Linked DNA regions of Homo sapiens: region 1 is linked to region 2. A link is a loop called in an ENCODE intact Hi-C map of the cell type or tissue named here. Cell type or tissue: lower leg skin. All regions are shown on one strand. Each heading gives the region's core, and the rest is flanking DNA. Links, peaks and the distances in the headings are about the cores only.

What was found. Peaks named below come from ENCODE experiments on the same cell type or tissue, not always from the same donor. Only the 100,000 strongest peaks of a DNase experiment are listed, where the experiment ranks them.
Region 1: a loop joins it to region 2, with 3 times the contacts of the local background. A loop is called at or near these places in 3 of 110 quality-filtered maps.

What each region holds. Positions count from the first base shown.
Region 1 is chr15:74,545,162-74,547,966 of GRCh38, forward strand. All of the region lies in intron 2 of ARID3B (AT-rich interaction domain 3B), which reads left to right. Among named protein-coding and RNA genes, the nearest start is that of ARID3B, 5.3 kb to the left of the region's middle. RefSeq lists a silencer at 861-1,403 and enhancers at 987-1,281, 1,104-1,413. In lower leg skin, for the core only: a CTCF peak has its summit at 1,203; a DNase peak (open chromatin) is centred at 1,110.
Region 2 is chr15:74,767,395-74,770,199 of GRCh38, forward strand. No RefSeq gene overlaps it. Among named protein-coding and RNA genes, the nearest start is that of CSK, 13 kb to the right of the region's middle. RefSeq lists an enhancer at 1-717. In lower leg skin, for the core only: a CTCF peak has its summit at 1,602 (motif pointing left); a DNase peak (open chromatin) is centred at 1,606.

The DNA.
Region 1 (2,805 bases), core at 143-2,642, 220 kb before region 2:
AGAAAGTTCTTGCCTAAGACAGTTTCTTAGCTCCAGGCTAACCCTCTTTAAGGACAGTTGGTTGTTTTGGAGCTAAACACAGCTGACAAGAAGCACTTGCATTGTATATATTTTCCAACAAAGAGCCTTGTAGACATGATTTCATTTCACTCTTACATCATCCCCTTGACAACAGGGAAGGGTAGACCTCAAAATTTCCTTTTTAGTCAAGGAAAGCTGAAGTGACTTCCAAATGGCTGAGTATCAGAGTCAGTTAGGGAGCTTTTTAAAAAATACAGATTGCTGAGTCCTAATGAATTATCTTGGAGGGTGGAGCCTAGGGAATCTTTGTTTTCAACCAAGCCTCTTCTCTTTGTGACCCATAATATAGTTTTTCCTCGCCCAAAGGATGGGAGTGATGATAAGTTGTTCCAGCTTAAGTGACTTGTTGGTGCTTAGTAAGGGAGTTCATGGGTACCCTGCAGAAGCACACACACTTCTTGTGATCCAGTGGTACTGTTTAGAAATCATTTGTGAAAAGCTGTGGGTTTTCACAGGGCAACTGAGAAGTCATATAAGAAAGGTCCTTTGGAACCCAAAAAATCAAACATCTTGGATCAGGAGGTCTGTACAGTAGATCTGAGTTTTACAACAATAGTGTTTGCAGCCAGCAGTGGGATTCAAATCCCATCACTTCCAAATATTGCCCTTGTGATCTTTTAGTAGGGCTCTGATTTGCTCTGAGCCTGTGTCTTCTCATCTGTGAAATAAAAAGAGTGCCACTGCCTCCCATGGATGTTGTAAGGATTAACCGAGCTAGCACATGTGAAAGCTTGTCCAGTGCCAGGCACATGGTAGGTAATAGTGCCCGGGGGAGCTCTTTTATGTAAACAGTGCCATCCTCTCCTGCATCACATAGACATGCCTCTGAAGTGGGAGATGTACTGAGATACACAGAGGTTTTCACTCATCACCCAGGGAGATAGTGGCAGAGCTAGGACTAGAATCAGAGAATCCCAACTTCCACGACAGCAGCACCCTGGCCGCCAGCCCAGACCCGCCTCCCACTGATTGCTTTGGTTTAGCAAAACATCTGTGAGTTGCCGGCTGCCCCCGCACTGCTGTGTGGTTGGCAGAGTTCCATACCGGCCGCTGAGTCAGCTCATAGCAGGATCCTGCCCTGACAGCGCTGGGAAAGTTCAGGCCCGAGGCGGCTGGGCTGCCCCCGCCTTGGCAGCTGGCCAGCGTCTGCGTGTGTGCGGTCGTTCCTAGAAAGTGCAGCCGCATGCGAGGAACAAGTGGAGCTCCAGAGCCTGTCTGTCTTCAGGAAGTGTAGCAGGTGTTGAGGTCAAGCCATTAGAGGTTTAAAAAAAGACTCTTCAGAACTGGCGTGTGCATGTGCACACGTGTGCACCGTGGCAGGGCACCCAGCATCATGTTATCTAGATGGTGGCAGCCCTATGACTACGTAGCTCAGTATTCAGGGGGCTGGCTGTTGGCATTTGAAACTCTTTGCGTTCACTTTATGTTTCTGAGGCATATTCACTAATTATAGACTGCTTGGCAGAGCACCTGCCAAAATGTTTTATAAATACCACAGTAGCTGAGGTATAATCCCTCACCCAAAATTTACCTTCCCCCAGGATTTGGAGATCAAGAACTGAACTGGGGGGCTTTGGGTAGCAATGACTTAAACCGTCAGATGTGCACGTCCTTTTCCCCTTTAATTTTTAACATTGATTTGATCTGTGCTCTCCTTTTCTATAAATCCTGATTTTAAAGGAGTAAATCATATGCTTGGGGATTTTAAAACTTTTTTTTTAGTATATTTTAGAAGGGCCAAAAATAATAATATTCTTGGGGAGAGCCTATAGAAACCATTACAGATCATTAGACTAGCTTGTTTTGTTGTTCAAAATCTTTACTTTATGAAACTTAATGGAGTGCAAAAATAGAATATCCCTTGCTCCAGCAACAATTACAAAGACCTTTACAATTGACACAGATCTTTCCCCCCCGCCTTCCCCCTCCCCCGCCGACACAGAGCGCACTCTGTTGCCCAGGCTGGAGTGCAGTGGCGCGATCTCGGCTTCCTGCAACCTCCGCCTCCTGAGTTCAAGTGATTTTCGTGCCTCACCCTCCCTAGCAGCTGAGATTACAGGCATATGCTACCATGCCTGGCTAATTTATTTTTTTATTTTTATTTATTTTTTTGTATTTTTAGTAGAGACAGGGTTTCGTCATGTTGGCCAGGCTGGTCTCAAACTCCTGACCTCAAGTGATCCGCCCGTCCTGGCCTCCCAAAGTGCTGGGATTACAGGCGTGAGCCACCGCGCCTACCCTGACACAGATCTTATTGTTAATGTGATACAGTGTCCATCTTGTTCTTTTGAACAACAAACTTTTACAGAGGCTTCTTTGTGCCAGACCTGTGCTGTATGAAACAAGGCATGTTTCTCTCTCAGGGAGTTCAGGTCTAGCGGTGGCAGTGTGGGAACCTCAAGGGGGATTCGAACTTGGGTTACAATAATTTGATTCTGTCCTGAGTCTACTGGAGCCCAGCCACCCAGTCTGCTATGGCAGAGATATTTTAAAACAGAGTTTTGTTTCAAACATTCACATGCCAAAGTTTAAAAAGTTAATTTTGTCTACAGCATAGCATAGCTTGGCAAACCAACAGGAATACTCAGAAGTATTTTGCAAGATTTTGGGGTAAGGGAGGACAGGCATCTGCTAACTGAAAAGTGAAACTGGGAAAGCTTAAGGGTTCCAGAGATTATTCTTTGCATCTGAAATCCCTTACTTAGAACATGTAAAGTCAAAATT
Region 2 (2,805 bases), core at 281-2,780:
GCCTCACCTGTGAAATAACCCAAATTTAGAGATGGAGAGACAGAGGTTCAGAGAGGGAAGATGGCTTCTTCAGGAAAGCAGAAGAGCCAGAACTGAAACCTAGATCTTTTTGGCTCTATGAACTCAGAGGTATTTCAGGTATGCATTTGGGGACCTTTTGCAAGATTGTAAAGACCAGGACGGGAAGGAAAGGGCCACCCTCCGGGGGCTTTTCTTTTCCTGGGAAGAAGGTCTTCTTTCCAGGAAGGTGGTGTACGGGCAAGGCTGAAAACCCAGCCTTCATTCTGCCAGGCCAGTCCCCTCCTAGTCCCTGCTGCCCCAGGGCTGCAGAATCCTATCCTGGCTCCTGCCAGGCTCCCCTGCAGCTGGGCAAACAGGCAGTGGGTGGGACTCGGTATAATTTCCTCCTTGCCCGCCTGGGGTCTGCTAGGCTCTGGCTGAGCTCTCTGGCCTCTGCCCTGCACCCCCAACTTGGAGCCCAAAGGGGGTCATGGGTCTTTCTGCCCTGTGTCCCCAGGGATGCACCCGATGAGTTTGAGAAGGGGCTGCCTTCTCACCCAGAGAGAGGTGAGGCCATCCCCTCACCCAGAGAGGGGCTCCAGGCCCCACTCCAAGGGAGAGTCAGAACTTCCCGGTGCCTACAGGCGCACTGTGCTAAACCAGTGTGAGCATCCTGCGCTGATAATGCTACATGCATAAGCTGCGGATGCACAGGGGCTCAGACTCAGGGGACTGTGGGGAGTCCTGGCAGCCACATATACATCGGGCTCACCCCTGTAGCACCCCATCTAGAAAAGCCCATCCAGAGCCAGAAGGGGCTTCTGGGGATGGTTCCTGGAAGGGCTGGGTTCTGCTGTTCTCTGAGTGACCAATCCACCCATTCTTTCCAGAAATGGTCCTATCCCATCTCCTTCCCCTCCAGCCGCTCTCGGTTCCCTGCCCTCATCCACCCAGGATGTCACTGGGCCTGCTGCGAGTGGCTGCCCGGGGAAAAGGCCAGGAGCTCTGCAATGAGCCTGTAATCCCAGCACTTTGGGAGGCTGAAGTGGGTAGATACGCACTACACACAAGCCAGCACCAGGTTCCTCCCACCCAGGGGATGACAGAGGAGCTCCAGCTCACCACCGTGCCTCAAGTCCCCTGCTTAACTGTCCTATGTGAGCTCAGGGCCGCCCTCTGGGGGCTTTTCTTTTATTTATTTATTTATTTATTTATTTATTTATTTATTTATACTTTAAGTTTTAGGGTACATGTGCACAATGTGCGGGGCTCCCTTCCTCCCAGCAGCCATGCTGTCACGTGCTCCTTGCCCCGGAGAGGCAGGAATCTGTCCCGAAATGTCGAGCTGAAACGCTTCCTGGACGCTTGCTACAACCGTGGTCTTCAAATTCTACTAAATTTTTCCAGTGGCAGGATTCACTGTTGAAAGGAAAGCTTCCCACCTTGCCTGTTCCTCCTAACCCCAAAAAAGTCGGGCTTGTGATCTATGGGGAGAAGAATAGCCCCCGCCCCACACCCATCTGATGCCCAATTCTTCCCAATCCATCAGCCCCCAGCCCTGTCCTCATGTCAGGATCTGCCCGCGTCACTCTCCCCAGCCAAGAACTGGAGCCGAAAATGCAGTGTAGGCTGCCCCCTCGTGGGCAGTTAGAGAAACACATGTTTCTCATAGCTGCTAGCCTTTACCCACTGTCTTGGGGACCCCACCCCAAATAAAAAGGCAACCTAAGGAATAAGCGACTTTGTTTTGCAAATACAACTTCAAGACAAGTCTCAAGTCAGTCCTATGCAGAAATTCTAGAGAAGCCACTAAGAGTGGCCAGAGGACAGCCCCCCACTTCCTCTCATTCCCCAGCCTGGTCCTCATAGACCCACCTGGAGTAGAAATTCCTCGTGCAGGCCAGGCGTGCTGGCTCACACCTATAATCCCAGCACTTTGGGAGGCTGAGGCGAGCTGATCACATGAGGTCAGGAGTTCGAGGCCAGCCTGGCCAACAGGGTAAAACCCCGTCTCTACTAAAACTACAAAAAAAAAAAAAAAAAATAGCCAGGTATGGTGGCAGGCACCTTTAATCCCAGCTACTCAGTAGGCTGAGGCAGGAGAATCGCTTGAACCCAGGAGGCAGAGGTTGCAGTGAGCCAAGATCACGCCACTACACTCCAGGCAGGGTGACAGAGCAAGACTCCATCTCAAAAAAACAAAACAAAACAAAAAAAACACCAATTCCTCATCTAACTCCCTGCCAGGAGTTCAACTTCTGTTCTCATACTTTTAAGAACAGAGAGCTCACTACCCTCAAGGCTGATTCATTATATTTTCTGTGCTGGGGCACTGGGAACACTGATGGTGCAGATCCATTTGTAACCTCCTGGGACTCTCACATTGCTCACTTAGCTGGAGCAACAGGTGAGAAAACGAGGGTTGCAGGTGTGCCAAAGGCACAGGGATGAGAGCGGCCAGTTCTTCACGGACCTACACCTCCACCTGCCTCTTCTCAGGGATCTTATATTCAAAGGGATTAAATTCCAGGATCTTGGAGATGGCTGCAGTCCAGCTGCCCCCTTGCTTCTGCTTTCACTTGAGAATCAGCCGAAGTTCCCCGAGCACCTGCTCCATGCCAGGTCCCTCCTGGCACTTTGTCCCACTTAGTCCTTAAAGCTCGCTGTGATAGCGATGTGCTAATGCCCACTGGGCAGATGGGGACAGAGGCGCAGGAGGTCACTTGCCCAGGATGACACCTCTAGTCATTTGCGGAGTTGGATCTGGCCTCAAGCTTGCTGGTGGCTCTTGGAGCCCATGCAGAA